Regions from separate parts of the Mus musculus genome. Here region 2 is linked to region 1. Evidence: chromatin loops called from intact Hi-C (ENCODE). Cell type or tissue: gastrocnemius. All regions are shown on one strand.

Region 1 (8,000 bases):
TCCCAAGTGTTGGGATTAAAGGTAGGCATACCACTGTCCGTCTATAAATAAATCTTTAATAGTAATAATGATGATAATAATAATAATGATATAGTTTGTGAACAGTTGAAAAAGAACCAACCAAGCAAAGGTGGACAACACATGAGAAGACACACGACACATGAGGTTGACCCCTGGCCTCCTCTTGTGTACCCACAGACGCTATTGTGCCTCACTCATGGGCTGGTGCCCAGGTCAGTGAGGTGACACTGGAGACCGTTGCAGAAGCTCCTGGCCTAGAGAAATGCTGAGGCCTGCCGGTCAGCACCAATAACGGCAGCAGTTATTAGTCTGCTGTGCACTATCTATCGCCTCAGCCACTGTCCCTGCGGACAGGCAACACTGGCTTTCCATTTCCAAGAAGCAGTCTTTGGTTGTGTCATTTTATTTATAAAACTCACGCATGCATGAGTGTATGCATGCGCGTGCGTGTATGTGTGTGTGTATTACATGAGCACACCGTCGCTGTCTTCAGACACACCAGAAGAGGGCATCAGATCTCATTACAGGTGGTTGTGAGCCACCATGTGGTTGCTGGGAGTTGAACTCAGGACCTCTGGAAGAGCAGTCAGTGCTCTTAACCACCGAGCCATCTCTCCAGCTCTTCTTTCTGGTTTTTGCCTAGGCTGTCTTTGAATTTACTATGTAGTCAAGGATGTCCTTGAACCTCTGCCTCCACGTTCTGAGATTACAGGCCTGGCCCCAACACTCTGCTCATGGTGGGAGTTGAACTGGGGCTTTGTGCTAGGCAAGCACTCTGTCAGCTTGCTAGTATGTAGCTCAGGCTGTCATCAAACTCACGATTCTCCTGCCTCAGCTTCTTCAGCATTTGCCTCCTGGGCTGCAATACAAGCTACTAATTTATATATATATATTTTTCGTTTTAAGACAGGAATTGAAGGTAAGTCTCAGAACCTGACCCCAGGGTGCAGTCCAGATCTGGGAATTAAGCCGAGTATCTGACCATCTGGGAAGGCAGCTTCTGTAACCTGCGTCTTGTCACTTAGAATGGCCGGGGCTGGTCATTCCACAGTGTCGATGCCATCTAGACAGACCAGGCTGTGGAAGAGAACAGGACACTTTGTCTGCATTCCTGAGATCCCCTCACTGTCGTCCAACCGTACTGCGTGCGGCTTCCACCCCAGACCTGGCTGGTATTTTTAGCTTGCAGCGAGCGCTTGGCACCCTGCACGGCCCTGAACACTGACCAAATTTAGAAATCTCAGGAGTCTCGGCACTATGAATGAACGGGCTCTGGTGAGTGAGCTGCTGCTGACAGGGCTCTGCTGCCGCTGCTGGGGAAGCCTGGGGATGCTGAGCAGCCAGAGAGAATCAAGACACCGTCACCCCTGAGCTCCAGCCAGCCCTGGGAACGGCAAAGCTAACACAATATGCATGTCCACCAGAGCCTGGCAGGTGACCAGACAGGGGTGGGGTGAGGGTGAAGATGAGGCTGCAGGGCAGTGTGGGGAGAAGAGGGGGACATGCCACATTTATGTTGCCAAAGTTAGTGTGTACTTCATCTGAAATTAGAACACTGGAGACAGAAAAAGTTCAAATACTCCAAGACCATAGACTAATTTATTATGTCTGTCTGTCTGTCTGTCTGTCTCTGACTGTCTGTTTCTTCTCTGTCTCTCTCTCTCTCTGTCTCTCTCTCTCTGTCTCTCTCTCTCCTAGACAGATAATAGACAAATTATCTGACTACATAGTCTTTTTCCATCTGGTAGATATCTTTAACCTCCATGTTGTCAATATTCACAGACACACGCTGAATATTCAAAGACACAGCCTCCATTTGGGGAAGGGCCTTTCCACCCAGCAAGAGGTTCAAGGGTCCAGGAGCCCCCAGGAAAGGCCTTGGCTCCTCTCAATGTTTCTGCCTCTGGTTCTTATTGTCACGGGTGCTGGGGATGGGACCAGCATAAGCTAAGCTAAGCAGGCATGCTCTCTACCACTGAGCTACCCCCACTCCCAGGTCTACATTACTCCTTTTCACAGTTCAGGCCTTAGAATAGAATCACTGTTTGAGAAATCTTAATCACGTTTGGATTGCTCTGCACGCTTGCAGCCATTAACCAGAAATGATGAGTACAGCAGGCCACCCTCTAAGCTCAGTTGCCTCTAAGAGAAATATTTAAAAAAATTTTTTTTAGATTTATTTTTATTTTATGTGTGTATTTTGCTTGCCTGGGTATCTATTCACTATTCGTGTGCCTGGTGCCTGTGGAAGTCGGAGGAGGGCCTCAGATCCCTCGGAACCGGAGGCAGTTGTGAGCTGCTATGTGGATGCTTGGAATTGAACCTGGGTTCTCTGGAAGAACAGGCAATGCTCTAAACAATGGAGACATCTCTCCAGCCCCCAAGAGAGCTATTTTACCAGAGCTGTTTGTATGACATCTCCTGGCCACAGGAGACTTTTGTGGCACTTTCTGTGGTGTCCAGCACAGCGGGCCTCCTGTTCTGTCCTCTGCTCAGGGTGGAAGCAGAGGCAGGCACACCATTTGAAACACTAGGTTGTGCAGGTTGCAGAGATGATTGGTGGTGACCGTGTTTATGACAGCCATGCCTTGGGAATGTGGGGCGGCTGGTGTGAGCATCTCACACCAGGTACTCACTACAAATCAACTTCTACGAAAGGCTGGGGCGAGGGAGTGTGAGCGGAGATGAGCACCACACTCCAAGTCATTCGCTGTCGTCGGTATGTTTCACTTGCCTTAGAGACAAAACCAGGACCACTGATAGGACCAGCCTGAGGCCTGTCATGGGCATCAGAAGAGATGAGCGTTCATTCGGGAGACCAGACCTAGGAAAAAACCTGTTCTTGCCACTTTCCAAAAGTGAGCCATCATGACATGGATGCCACCAATGGACCTCGATGTCAGCTGTAGAGGTTATCACGATGTAAAGCATGCTTTCTGTTGGTCTCTCTCTCTCTCTCTCTCTCTCTCTCTCTCTCTCTCTCTCTCTCTCTCTCTCTCTCTCTCTCTCTCTCTCTCGTTTTAACGGTCTTTGTAGGAGAATGCTGTCATCAACCTAAGTTACAAGGGGATATACTGTCTCCTGGCAAAACAGGCGTGAGCTGGGGCAGAGGTGAATCTCCAAGTCTCTAAAGGAAGTCCTTCCCAGGTAGCTCCCCTAACCTGCCACCCTCATCAACAAATTCTCCTCGGGTACAACACAAGGTAAGCTGCCAAGATTGAGTCCGGACTTTGTGTGTTTATGGAAGTGCCTTGAATCACCAGTACCAGTGTTTGAGAAGTTGACGCCTGCCCTCTGGTGGGCACTAGATGCACTGCAGCTGTGTTAGAGCCCAGTGCATTGGAATCTGCCACCCTTCAGCAACTGTGTGCTGCGCTCTCCTCCTGGATGGGGTTTGTCATAGAACAGAGTCAACATTCCAGCCAAACTTTGCTGTCCGATCCAAAAGTCTGCTTATAAGGAGATTTTTGACTGCTCTTTAGAGACCTACGAGGCTTGCTTTTTTTTTTTTTTTTTTTTTTTTTTTTTTATTTTGAGACAAGGTCTCATATAGTCCAAGTTGGCTTTGAACTCACTATGTAGCTAAGAATGACTGTGAACTCCCAAGCCTCTTGTCTCCCCAATGCTGGGATTACAAACCCTGCACCACTGCATGCAGTTTATTCTGTGCTGGGATCAAACACAGGGCTTCATGCTAGACAACCACTTTCCTGACTGAGGGACGGCCTCGCCCCAGCCTCTTAGGTTAGCATCCTAAGAACATGTTCTTTCCCTTGCATGCTCTTTAAAAAGGCTTATTTTTATTTCATGTGTGAGTGTTTTGCCTACATGTATGTGTGCGTACACTGTCCCCGGAGGCAAGAAGAGGGCGTCAGATGCCCTGCAACTGGAGTTACTAACAGTTGTGAGCTGCTGTGTGCCTGCTGGGAGCTGGACCTAGGTCCTCTGCATGGGCCAACAGTGCTCTATAACCACTGAGCCACCTCTCCAGCCTCATTTGTTCTTAAACTAAGAGTGTTAAAGTGCTGTGAAGTGCACAGAAGAGCTCCCACTGTGGTACTTCTTCTTTTCAAAAGATCTATTTATTTAATGTATGTCTTCAGACGCACCAGAAGAGGGCATTGGATCGCATTCCAGATGGTTGTAAGCCACCAGGTGGTTGCTGGGAATTGAACTTGGAATCGCTGGAAGAGAAGCCAGTGCTCTTAACCTCTGAGCCACCTCTCCAGCTCCCATGGTACTTCTTTAAAACTACAATGATTTGTGTGCACGTATAGCACTCATGTGTGTCAAGGTATGCATGTGGGCTCAGAGGACAAGTGTCAGGATGGCTTCAGTTCTCTCCTGGGGATTGAACTCAAGTCATTAAGGCTTGGCAGCAAGCACCTTTTACCTGCTGACCCATATTGCTGGCCCCACAATGGCTAAATATACAGTTAGTTTAGAGGTGTTCAGAGTGTCGCACTGTTGAGTAGCCTTCATGGCCTTTCTAAGTCTTCATGCTGAATAACGGTTCAATGGGTGTTGCAATGTCCTCATTAAACGCTATTCCTCTGTGCTCCCGCCCCTGCTGCCCTCTGTTCTCCTGTCCTTCCCAAGGATGCTGACTCCCCTGGGAGCTCCCACCACACCGCCCAGCAGAGCTCAGTGTTCACCTAGGCTGGAGAGCACTTGCTCTTTCAGGGCTGCATAGTGAGCCGTTGCACATATGGTCCACATTCTATTTTTCTCCTCGCCCACTGATGGGGTCTTGCTTCAGTGTGGGCATACACGACTCTCTCAGAAACCCCAGTCCCAGTTTGGTTGGGAGCCCAGCAGCGAGCTGTGGAACCACGTTGGCATTTCACTTGAATGTTCTGGGGAAATGTGCCTTCCCAAAACACCGCCTAGATGTTTCCACCCACAGAACACAGGGCACCAGGTCCTCTGAATTTCTCACTACACAGAGGTGACACCTTGTGTGTGCATGCCTCTGCACGTGCACGAGTGTGGAGGTCAGAGGTCGACACAGAGTGCCTAACCCAACCGCTCTATACCTTAGATTTTCAACACAGGGTGAGTACTGAACCTGGGACCCACGGAGTCAGCTATGTCAGATCCAACTGTCTCTGCCCCGAGGTACAGGTTACAGATGCCTGCTGGCACACCTTGCCTTCCACTTGGGTACCAGGGAGCCAAGGTCCTCCTGCTTGTGCAGAAGACACTTGCCACCCCACCCTCCGATATTAAATTGTTCCAAAAAATGTGTGTGTTTGTATGTGTGTAAGTGTATGTGTGTGGTGTGTATGAATGTGTCTGTGTGTGTGTATGAGTGTATGAATGTGTGTGTGAATGTATGTGTGTGGTGTGTATATGTGTGTGTGTATGAGAGTGTGTGGGTGTATGAATGTATGTCTCTCTGTGTGTTTGTGTGTCTGTGTGTGTGAATGTATGTGTGTGGTGTATATGAATGTGTGTCTGTGTGTGTATGAGTGTGTGTGTGTATGAATGTGTGTCTGTGTTTGTGTATGAATGTGTGTCTGTGTGTGTATGAGTGTGTGTGTCTGTGTGTATGAGTGTGTGCATGAATGTGTCTGTGTGTGTGTATGAGTGTGTGTGTCTGTGTGTGTGTATGAATGTGTGTCTGTGTGTGTGTATGAGTGTGTGTGTCTGTGTGTATGAATGTGTGTCTGTGTATGTATGAGTGTGTGTGTCTGTGTGTGTGTATGAATGTGTGTCTCTGTGTGTGTATGAGTGTGTGTCTGTGTGTGTGTATGAGTGTGTGTGTGTGTATGACACCACTATGTACAAGTAAAGGGCAACTTAGCAGAAGTTCATTCTTTTTTTCCCCGATGTGGGTCATGGGAATCGAACTCAGGTCATCAGGCTAGCCAGCAAATGCTTTTACTCACTGAGCCATCTTACTGGCCCAACAAGGCATTAAAAACAAAGGTTTTGTTTTGTCTTGTTATTTTTTTTTTTGTTTCTGTTTTTTAAACTAGTTGGTCATGATAGCACATGCCTTTAACCTCAGCACTCGGGAAGCAGAGGCAGGTGGATCTCCTGAGTTAGAGGCCAGCCTGGTGTACACAGTGAGTTCTAGGACAGCGAGGACTGCCCAGAGAAATCCTGCCTTAAAAAACAATAATAATGTCAGATCTCCTGGAGTTAGAGTTGGTCGTGAGCTGCCCAACATGTGTGCTGGGAGCCCAACTCAGGTCCTCTTCAAGAGTGGTATGTACTCTTAACTGCTGAGCCATCTCTCCAGCCCCCCAGGACATTTTAAAGACCATAATTATCTGGGTTTCTGGTGCAGGTGTAACCACGGTCACTCAGGGGGTGAGGACTGAATTCCAGCTCTGCCTGACCTACACAGAGGGAGACCTACAGACCAGGAAGCCTAAGCATGACTGTGGTCTCTCGGGTGGTGATGCCCTGCCTAGCATGCCTGAGGCCCCATGCTTGATCTCTAGGACAGCAAGAATGAAAAAGACTACCATTTGCACATCACAAAGATGGGTTTTTAAAAATCATTTTATTTTTTATTGAAATATGCAAAAGTTCTTCCAACAGTAAAAAAAAAAAAAAAAGAAAGAAAATATAAAAATCAAGTCACAATGACAACAGATGACAGATCACAGAGTAACCCTGTTTCATGTCAGTGTAAGTGGAATTCATTTTCAGCAAGAGAGAGCACTGTAGCCCGGATGCTGGGGGACTGTTCCTGTGCCTGCACCACAGTGGCTTCACGCGTGGGGTGCTTTGAACAGATCAACATTTTAAGCATATGAGCTTGGGGCCTATGGGGAATTCAGAGACGTGGCGATGTATTTGCACTAAGCAAAGATAGGGACTCTGGTCCCTGTAACAGACCCTGGCTAATCTCAGCTGTATAGCGATACCTCAGGCACTGAGTGCCAGCGCAAGGGCTGGGAAAAGATATTCTCTCTAGATAATGAAAATTAAAAAAAAAAATCAAATTCTTCACAAATGCACATTTCATTATCAAACTTCCTGGTCTCTTCTCACAGCCAATCATTTTTAAAATGTTAATAAAACACTTTTTAGCAAAAGGATCAGAAACTTAAATACTGAGAAAACATATATATATATGTTATATATATGTATTCTTTTTTTTTTTTTTTTTTTGGAGAGACAGTCTCATGTAGCCCAGGCTGGCCTGGAGTTTGCTATTTGGCTGAGGATGTCCTTGAACTCCCCACCCTCAAGACAGGTGCGACCCACATCACACCCAGCTAAGGAACAAAGCCAATGCTTGCAACAATGCCAGTGTAATTTCATAGCGGGCGAAGACTACAATTAAGAGAAGACAAGCCCGGCCTGGTGGTAAAGGCTCGTCATTCCTGCAAGACGGAGGCAGGAGAATGGACAGTTTGAAGTGCAGCTGGACTCCAAATTGAGTTCAAATCCAGCCTGGATAATTTAATTTTTTTTGGAAGTTGTGTGGGGGCTGGGGGTATGGCCTGGTGGTGGGGCACTTGTCTAAATTGTGCCAAGCCCTGGGTTTAACCCATAGGCCTACAAGATGGGGGAGGAGGGGCAAAAACTAAAGGTGAGCCTTGCTCTATGCCAAAGAAAGAGCTATGATATATATATATTTTTTTTCTAGTTAAATGAGCATTGTTTCTACCAATTCATCTTTCCGCAGCATTAAGATTCTCAGGTTGACTTTAGAATTCATTGAAAGCATCGTGGTAGCTTTAAATGTCATGGAAAATTCATTGGCATTTAAAAAAAATATACAATTCATTTTAGTGCTTAAAATCATAGTATCAGAAATATCAGCCGGGTGTGGTGGCACACGCCTTTAATCCCAGCACTCGGGAGGCAGAGGCAGGCGGATTTCTGAGTTCGAGGCCAGCCTGGTCTACAGAGTGAGTTCCAGGACAGCCAGGGCTACACAGAGAAACCCTGTCTCGAAAAACCAAAAAAAAAAAAAAAAAAAAAAAAAAAAAAAAAAAAAAGAAATATTGAGGGTG
Region 2 (8,000 bases), 260 kb before region 1:
GTTGAGCTGATTGGCCTCCTGGCCAGCAGCTCAGGACAGTGTCTCAATTGATTGTAATTGTGTCATTGGGGGCAAAAGAGTGCATTGTGACTGAAGGGGGTGTGGCCAGTGCTCATACTAAAAGGAATCCAACTCCAGAATCCTTCCCCAGGGACCTGGGACAAATGACCTCAATTCTTTTAGTCTCCAGTTCTGTCCTTGGAGGGTCTGGGACCGTCAGGATAGTTGCCAGGGCTCTTGTCTGATGTGAACATAAGAGGATGGTGTGCCTCATGGTCCTGGCAGCCAATGGTGTGACACAAGTCAAGACAGAAGGCTGAGGGGCCTGCCTGATGAAGAGGCCCCAGCTCAGACAGGTGAGAACCTAAGGGCTGATTTCTCCTCCTTGTCCATGTCCCCTCTCCCTCAAGGGCTGTCCTCTTGCATGGGGAGAGCCTTCTGCTACGCCAAGCCAAGTACGTAGATACAAAGGCAGGTGGCACAGACATTGTGGCACAGGTCTGAAGTCCCAGCATTCAAGAGGCTGAAGCAGGAGGGTACCTGTGAGTTTAATGCTAGCTTGTTCTAGAGAGTGAGACCCTGTCTCTAAATAGAAGAAAAGAAAGGAGGAAGGGAGAGGGGAGGGGAGGAGGGAGGGAGGGAAGGAGGGCAGCAAAGGCTGGTTTCGTTCAGAGATTCCTCAGACACAGCCAGGGTCACCGTTCCCTCTGACTGCCCATGGAGCAGAGAAGCCTGTAGTCATTCTACGGCTTGTGGCTCCCAGCAGCTCCTGGAGCAGCAGCCTTCCAGGTGGGACCCGGCCTGAGTTTCTACACAGCCATCCATGCCTGATAGCCCTGTTCTACCATCGGGACAAAAGGGACTTGGCCTTGGCCTCAGAGGGCCAGCGTCCTCCCAGGAACTCAGGATCTCCACCTTGAAGGACTATTCTCTGTCCCCAAGTGAATGGGGACCACTGGAGTCCACTCAGCTGACACCAGTTCTCAGCCAGTGCCATGTGAGGTTAATTTCCTGGACAGTTGAAGGTGCAGTTCTCAGGGTGGGGTGCAGTTCCCATTAAGAGGGACCACACCCGAGCGGCTGAGTGTTTTGGCTTGAATGTGGCAGGAGCACCCTCCCCACTCAGGCTCCTCCTGTGTTAGAACACTTGGACCCCAGCAGGGGGCAGTGTTGGAAGGTTGTAGAACCTTCACAGCGGAGGCCGTGGGTAGCCTTCATTAGTGCCAAGAACAAACACCCAGCAAGGATTCCTGCCACACAGAGCCTCCCTGCCACGCCTCGCCTACAGGCCAGACTCTAACCCCTGGACAGAGAGCCAGGGTAAACCCACTTCTTGTTTCTGTCAGGTGTGTTGTTGTCATAGCAACGAAAAAGGGTAAATAATGCAAATAGTGACAGCCAGTCAAGCCCTGGGGATGGGGTGGCCCATGCTGGGTGCCCTACCAGTGGCTGCTGGGTGTCCAAATGCATGACCAACACCAGAGTGGAAACTGAACAGCAAAACCTGGGTGCCCAGTGTGGCCACCCCTAGCCCCTCAGAAAGCAGGCTCTCAAGGGTCATCAGAGCTGGGTGTGGTGACAAACAGTTTTCTTCCCAGTGCTCCAGAGATCAGGGGCAGGTGGCTCTGTAGGTCTGAGGCCAGCCTGCTCTACTTGGTGAGTTCCAGGACGGGCCCAGTTACATAGTGAGACCCTGTCTCAAACACACAAACAACCCCAAAAATGTCCAAGGGAGTAAATCAGGGAGAGGATTCCCCATAAGCCGCTGGGTACCTGGGACCCCAGCTCCAGAGAGATTTCCTTAGACACTTGAAGGCAGAGGTCTGTGACAAGAAAGGCTGAGTCAGGGCATGTGGCCACACCTCATCCTGGTCCCCAGCATCCTTCAGTGACCTAGGAGAACAAAGGTTGACCTTTCACTCCCAGAACCACAGGAGCCCATCAATCTTTCTGAGGCCATAGGTCATATGGCCAGGAAACTCACCCAATGTTCCTATCACGAGAAGCTCTGGCATCCCTGAGTCTTCCACGGAGTAGCCCCGGAGCCGGCTGAAGCCCACAGGTTGGCTGTCAGCCTGGGGCTTTTGTAGGACTGGGGAAGAGAGCCCTGAGACAGAGCCCCCTTCGCGAGAGTAGGCACAGCCCAGCTCACGTCAGGACTTTTGGAGGCATCCCAGGGTTTCTAGGCTCAACAGGGGCCTGAGTGAGAAAGGAGCCACAGGAATTAGGTGGCCTTGAGTGGAGAGCGCGGGCCTCCACTGCTGGAAACACAGACTGGATGTGGGCTGTTCTGGGTCTCCCAGGACCAGGAGCTTGAGGAGACCGGCCGCACTGTCCCAGCAGGCCTCCATCACCATGGGTTAGTTCGGGGCAGACGTGGGCAGTGGGCAGGACTCAGCCTCGAAGGGCTTCTTTTCTGCCTGAGAGGGAACAGCCCAGAGTTCCTGGGGGGCTGCAGTAGACTCACAGTGGCTAGCAAAGCTCGAAGCTGCCTCAAACTCAGATGGGCCAGGCCCAGATGAGGAGCCCCTCCCCCACACCCACACCTGTCCCCACGTTGCAAATCTTGGGTCTGCCGTATCTGCAGGAAGTCTTGGCTCGGGTGGCTTCGGTCTATCCTCAGGTCAGCCTCAAGCCCAGGGACAATCCTGTGGTTCTCTGTTCTCCAGTTTATTTCGTTCCTAACTGAAGCAACAAAGAGACCCGAATGGTTTCAAGGAACTGAGGGGAGACTCTCCAGCGCCACAGATAGAAGCAAAAACACCAGGGGTAGTGGGAACGGAGGAGGGGCACTTAGTAGAGACATCCTGGCCCAGGACATCACAGCCGGGGTGTGGTTCCTCTCTCAGGGGCTCTTCTCTAGCCAGACCAATGGAGGGTGACAGTCACCAGGAGCATCTAAGGCCACCAGGAGATGCTCCTCTGATGCCTGTGGGAAAGTCTCCTGACCAACTTCTTGACGTGGGAAGATGCATCTTAAGTGGGCTAAGCAGCTGAGCATCCCCAAATGCACACGGCTCTGTTCCTCATGTGGAAGTGATGCGACCGGACCCTTTCGGCCACTCTGGCCTCCCCACCATGACAAACTATAACCTGGAACTGCGAGCTGAATAAACCCCTTCCCCCTTAAGAGTTTTTGTCAGGTATTGTCACAGCCACAGGAAAGAAACAGAGACAGCTATTTCATAAGTCACAGACCTCCTGTGGCAAGTGTCCATTGCTATACCACCAGCACCCAGGGTCTCGTTGCTACCCAGCTGACGCCCTGATAGTTTGTGATGACTTCCCTGTTGGGTCCCTGGAATACAAACCTGTGTTAAGATCCAGGGTCCTGAAGAGGGAGGCAGTGACAAGCTGTTTACCTGGGATCCTTCTACCCCATAATTCCTTTGGTGGATGTCTCCCCCAGAGACCCCTTTTACCCCTAACATCAAGAGGGATTGATTTGCTCAAACCAGGGGCTAGCAAACCACAGCCCTCCCACAACAGTGCTGAATCCTCCCGTGTCAGAGATCATGAGCATCACGGATCCTTCAAAGAGAACTCCGTCAGCCTTGGCAAGTGGTTTATCAAAGGTTGCTGCCCAGAAGGGGTGAGAGCTTTGCTGCAGAGGCTCTGTGTGGCTTTTGGAGAGCCCCTCAGCTCCCATGAGTTCACATCCCTGTCTATAGACTCAAGGCCTTTTGCACCTAAGGCCCTCAAGCACCGTGACTCCATGGTGGCACTCTAGTGGGCTTCAGGGTATTAAACTCTCCCCAAAAGAGAGGCTTGTCAGAGGGATTTATGGCTTGCTAACAAGAATCAAAGCATGGCTTACAAAATCCCAATTACCCAAGCTGGCCCTGAACTTATGAGCATTTGTAAAATTAGAAAGAGCTGAGATTAAACCCTCGGGTGGTTGAGCAACTGGTAAGACATGGGAAACTAGCCCCAAGGCATCTTTTTGGGAGCTTGGGTTCTGGGTGTGGCTCACCCTCTGGGACCCTTGTTGTGAGTTTCGAGGCCAAGCGGGGGTTGGGGGGGGGCAAGAAGGAAGGCCAAGACACCCACAGCGACACACACTGAAGCCTGAGAAGCCCCTCCTCGCCTCTAAGGACCTCTTGTCCCAGACACAGGGTGGCTACTGAACAAAGAGTTTTCATTGTGTCCTTTATTTCAAACATCTCCCTCATTAAAAAAATAATATCAAGAACATATGTATTGGCCAATCTGGACATGTGAGGCCAGAGAACAGCAAGCTATGGGGAGGCCTGCAGGATTACTCCACCCTGAGCCTACAGCCTGGTCCTCTGCTCAGCTGGTAGCTCCACGCCTCAGAGACTCAGTTTCTCCACTAAAAGGGAATCAGGTTTGCCTCGAGGCCAGGGCTCCTGCAGCGCCCCAGCAGGCTGCAGGTGAAATTTAATCCATAAATACGGGCAAGTGGCCAGTGAGGAGAGAGCCACACAGGCCCTGTCCAGCAAGGCAGGCTCAGGTCTCGTTTGAGGTCACACAGCTGGGCCTCAGCACAGCTCGGGATTAGGAGGTCTTGAATATCAGTGATTTCCTGGCTCACACAGCCTCAGTTTACCAACCTCTCTGCCCAGAGAAAGACCTCAGAAATGACAACTGTTTGTAGGTACAGGGTCTGAGGCCACCCCAGTGTGGGGAGCACAAGGCCTGCCATGCTGAGGAAGGAAAACAGCCTAGCAGCCAAGAGTGCTGCTGCAGCATCCGTTCATCCAGCAGAGGGCAGCAGAGAGCAGAAGTTGCCTCAGGGAGGAACCTTGGGCTGTTAGCACTAGGGGTTGTTGGACACTGTCCCCTCTCTTTAACCTGTGACAAGGCTGGTGGTGATCTCCAGGGCCCTCGGGTGTATGCACATCCTTGAGAAGCATGCTGTATTGCTGTGGCCAGGCCTACCGAAGAGGATGTCTGCCACAGGGTGGTGGGGTGGAGGCCCTGTTGTGGCCACCCTCCTTCAGGGTCCAGGAGCTTCCAGCAAAAGCAAAACGGAGGCTCAGAACCAAAGTGATTTATCCAGGGGCTTCATAGCAGTGCCCCCCAAATGTCACCTGTCCATCTTACCCCCCAGAAACCATGCGACACTACCTGTCACAGTTGCAGGGACCTCTCAGATGCATTTGGGAAAGAACATAGGTGTGTGGAGATTTTCCTCCGTGACCTGTGTGCACCCTCACAGGAGGGAGACGAGAGAGTCAGGAAGGTGGGTGTCATGGATGCTGGGACCCAGATGCACAGTGTCGGGGAGGCATCTCGTGGTGAAGGTTACACCTGGCACACAGTAGCTGCTACATAAATACTTCCCAGGGACAGAATGTTTGACGTGCAGAGGGGCTACTCAGCCCTCTGCAGCTCCTGTTGGCTGTCATCATTCTGGGCCTGCGGGGCAGGAAAACTCAACCACCAGCAGGGGGCGCCTGTGACCTTTGACTTCACTGTGCAGTCCTGAGCCCAACAGGACACATGGGTTTGCTTGCTCTCTTGCACTCTGTCTGTCTCTGTCTCTTTCTTTCTCTCCCTTCTGTCTCTCTGTCTCTCTCCCTTTCTATGTCTTTTTCTCTGTCTCTGTCTCTCTGTCTCTCTCTTTCACACACACACACAAACTCATACATGCATGCTCACTTCTTTCCTCTGAACTGGTATGCCCAGGCAGGCCTGTCACCATGATTAGTGGGCACTTGCCCCTCAGGACCTAAACCTGGAGCCCTGACCTTGTCTCTACTGATAACACTAAGCCATGCCAGGCAGTGGTGGCGATCGCCTTTAATCCCAGCACTTGGGAGGCAGAGGCAGGTGGATTACTGAGTTTGAGGCCAGCCTGGTCTACAGAGTGAGTTACAGGTTAGCCAGGGCTACACAGAGAAACCCTGTCTCAAAAAACCAACCAACCAACCAAACAAACAAACAAACAAACAAATAAACAAACAAAAGACACTAAGTCATAAACCTGCAAAGAGAGCCAGAGGCCAGGAGGATGGCTGTATATCCCCAGCCTGTGATTCCCAGCTAGGACCACAGGCTGGGAGGGTCCTGATGCAGTCAGCTGGCACAGCTGAAGGTTCCCCCCACCCCATCCCCGTCCTGCAAATACAAACCCACAAACCCACACCTGTGTGACTCTCAGCCCCTCCTACCTCTGTGAAGGCTGAGCCCAGATGAGGCAAGGTTGTCTCCTACCCATGCGCCCAGGACACAGCCGATGCTTCTCTTCTGCATGTTACAGACAGAGCACTGGGATACCTCTGTAACCTCCGATATGACAGACAGAGCACATGTGAAATCGGCCCAGGTTAGCCACGTCTGTCTGACTCCACATCAGAATGCGACTCTGGGCTCCTGGGTGTCCAAAACCAGGAGCTGACGGTTATACAGAAACAATGATAGCTGTCTCCCCTCCTGCCTGTGCTTGTGTTGCTCCCTGGAGGGGCTAGACATGAAGCCCCTCCTCACATCACCTATGTAAACAGATTCTGAAGTTCATTGTGGAAGTTGTGTCTACTGGCCTCCTTGGGCTTGCTTTTACATGGGCCACATTCAAGTCTGGGTGGAGGGCAATGAAGGGGTGCTGTCTCCAAGGGTATTAACTGGAGCCACACAAGGGAGAAACCCACTGGGAGGATTACACACACCCCCACCTCTCACCCCACCCCCACCCCCACTGCCTGCCTGTCTTGGAGCTGTCCCAGCTTGCCTGCCGACCCTCCCCAGAAGCCATCACTCCTCTCTTCAGGCTGGGTGGCAAAGATGGGTCAAGACTGTAAAAGCATGCCCTGGAATTCCCTGGAGGCAGGATATCCCTCCTCCCCCATAAAAGTCTCCCTGACTCTGTCATGGCCAGTTGCCAGGGTAATGGCCAGTTGCCCAGGTAATGGCTGTGTGCAGCTCAGCTTTAAAGCCAGGGCCCAGTAGGTTGTCAGGAACAGGGTTCTCAGAATGCTTTTCCTGGCAGAAAGAAATGGAGCACTGTCTGCAGTCACTGCCTGTGGGAGAGCCTAGCTAGTGGCTTGAAACATGGCAGGGGAGGGACACACAGACTCCGTGTGACCCATAGGAACATCAACCTAGGTTAGCACTCCACTCTGTCCATTGAAGTTCTTTGTACCCCAGGGTTTCTCACCAGAATAAAAGTCCCAGCTCCTTAGATGGCAGGGTAGAGGCTAGGATCTAGAAGACCACACTTGGATCTGGGCTCCAGAGTCATTTGCTCGTAAACTCTTTATTTTGTTTCTTTTGAGGTTCTGTGGATAGAGTCAGGGCCTTGCAAACACCAAGCAAATGCTCTGCCCCTTAGCCACATACCAAGACCTTTTTCTGGTTTTAATTTGGAAACAGGATCTCACTATGTTGTCCAGGCATACCTCAGGATGTCAATCCTCCTGCCTCAGCTTGAGTAGCTAGGATTGCAGATCTGTGTCACCCAGCCCAGCTTTAAAAAGCCACCTTTCTGGATCCTGGCTCTGGCCCCAGGCCATGATGTTCACCACTCCACTACCCAGGAAGCCCTTCCCATCTTTCTGAACAGTGGCTTTCCACCTTGAGAACCTGCTAAATTACACCCTTCACCAGGGAGTCCTCCCAGACTGCTGTGGTCACAGACCGGCCCTCCCTGACATCCCTCCTGTTTTCAGGAGCCTTCACTGATTAACAGTTACCTCTCATGTCTGCCTGGGTAGATTCACCCACTTGTTTGTGGATGTCTCGTCCCCTCAGTGTTAGTCAGCTTTTTTGATTAGCACCCAAGGAGACTGTGTGGAGAGGTTTTTTTCAGGCCTTCCTCCTGTACATCAGGCATGGTGTTGCACACCTGAAACCTCAGAACTCGGAGGCTGAGGCAGGAGGATCATGAATTGGAGGCCAACCTGACCTATGAAGCAAGGTTCTGGGTCCCCAAAATAAAGTTCGTCCAGGTCTGGAGGCTCATGCACCCGGGTGGTAGAGATAGGAAGGTTGCAAGTTCAAGTCATCCTACGGTATCTATCTACACACAAGGTCCTAGG

The links. Hi-C counts contacts between places; a loop is a spot of excess contacts. Peaks named below come from ENCODE experiments on the same cell type or tissue, not always from the same donor. Only the 100,000 strongest peaks of a DNase experiment are listed, where the experiment ranks them.
Region 2: a loop joins it to region 1, with 10 times the contacts of the local background. A loop is called at or near these places in 40 of 42 quality-filtered maps.

Annotation. Positions count from the first base shown.
Region 1 is chr2:173,086,348-173,094,347 of GRCm38, forward strand. All of the region lies in intron 2 of Gm40011, which reads left to right. Ctcfl (CCCTC-binding factor (zinc finger protein)-like) reads right to left here. Exons shown (of 11, transcript NM_001355185.1): 11 at 7,262-8,000. Among named protein-coding and RNA genes, the nearest start is that of Gm40011, 7.6 kb to the left of the region's middle. RefSeq lists an enhancer at 300-2,520. In gastrocnemius, CTCF peaks have their summits at 1,324 and 3,326 (motif pointing left); DNase peaks (open chromatin) are centred at 1,318 and 3,317; H3K27ac peaks cover 2,642 bases.
Region 2 is chr2:172,826,551-172,834,550 of GRCm38, forward strand. No RefSeq gene overlaps it. Among named protein-coding and RNA genes, the nearest start is that of 1700055K11Rik, 30 kb to the right of the region's middle. In gastrocnemius, CTCF peaks have their summits at 1,155 (motif pointing right), 4,721 (motif pointing right) and 5,391 (motif pointing right); DNase peaks (open chromatin) are centred at 1,194, 4,734, 5,409 and 6,856.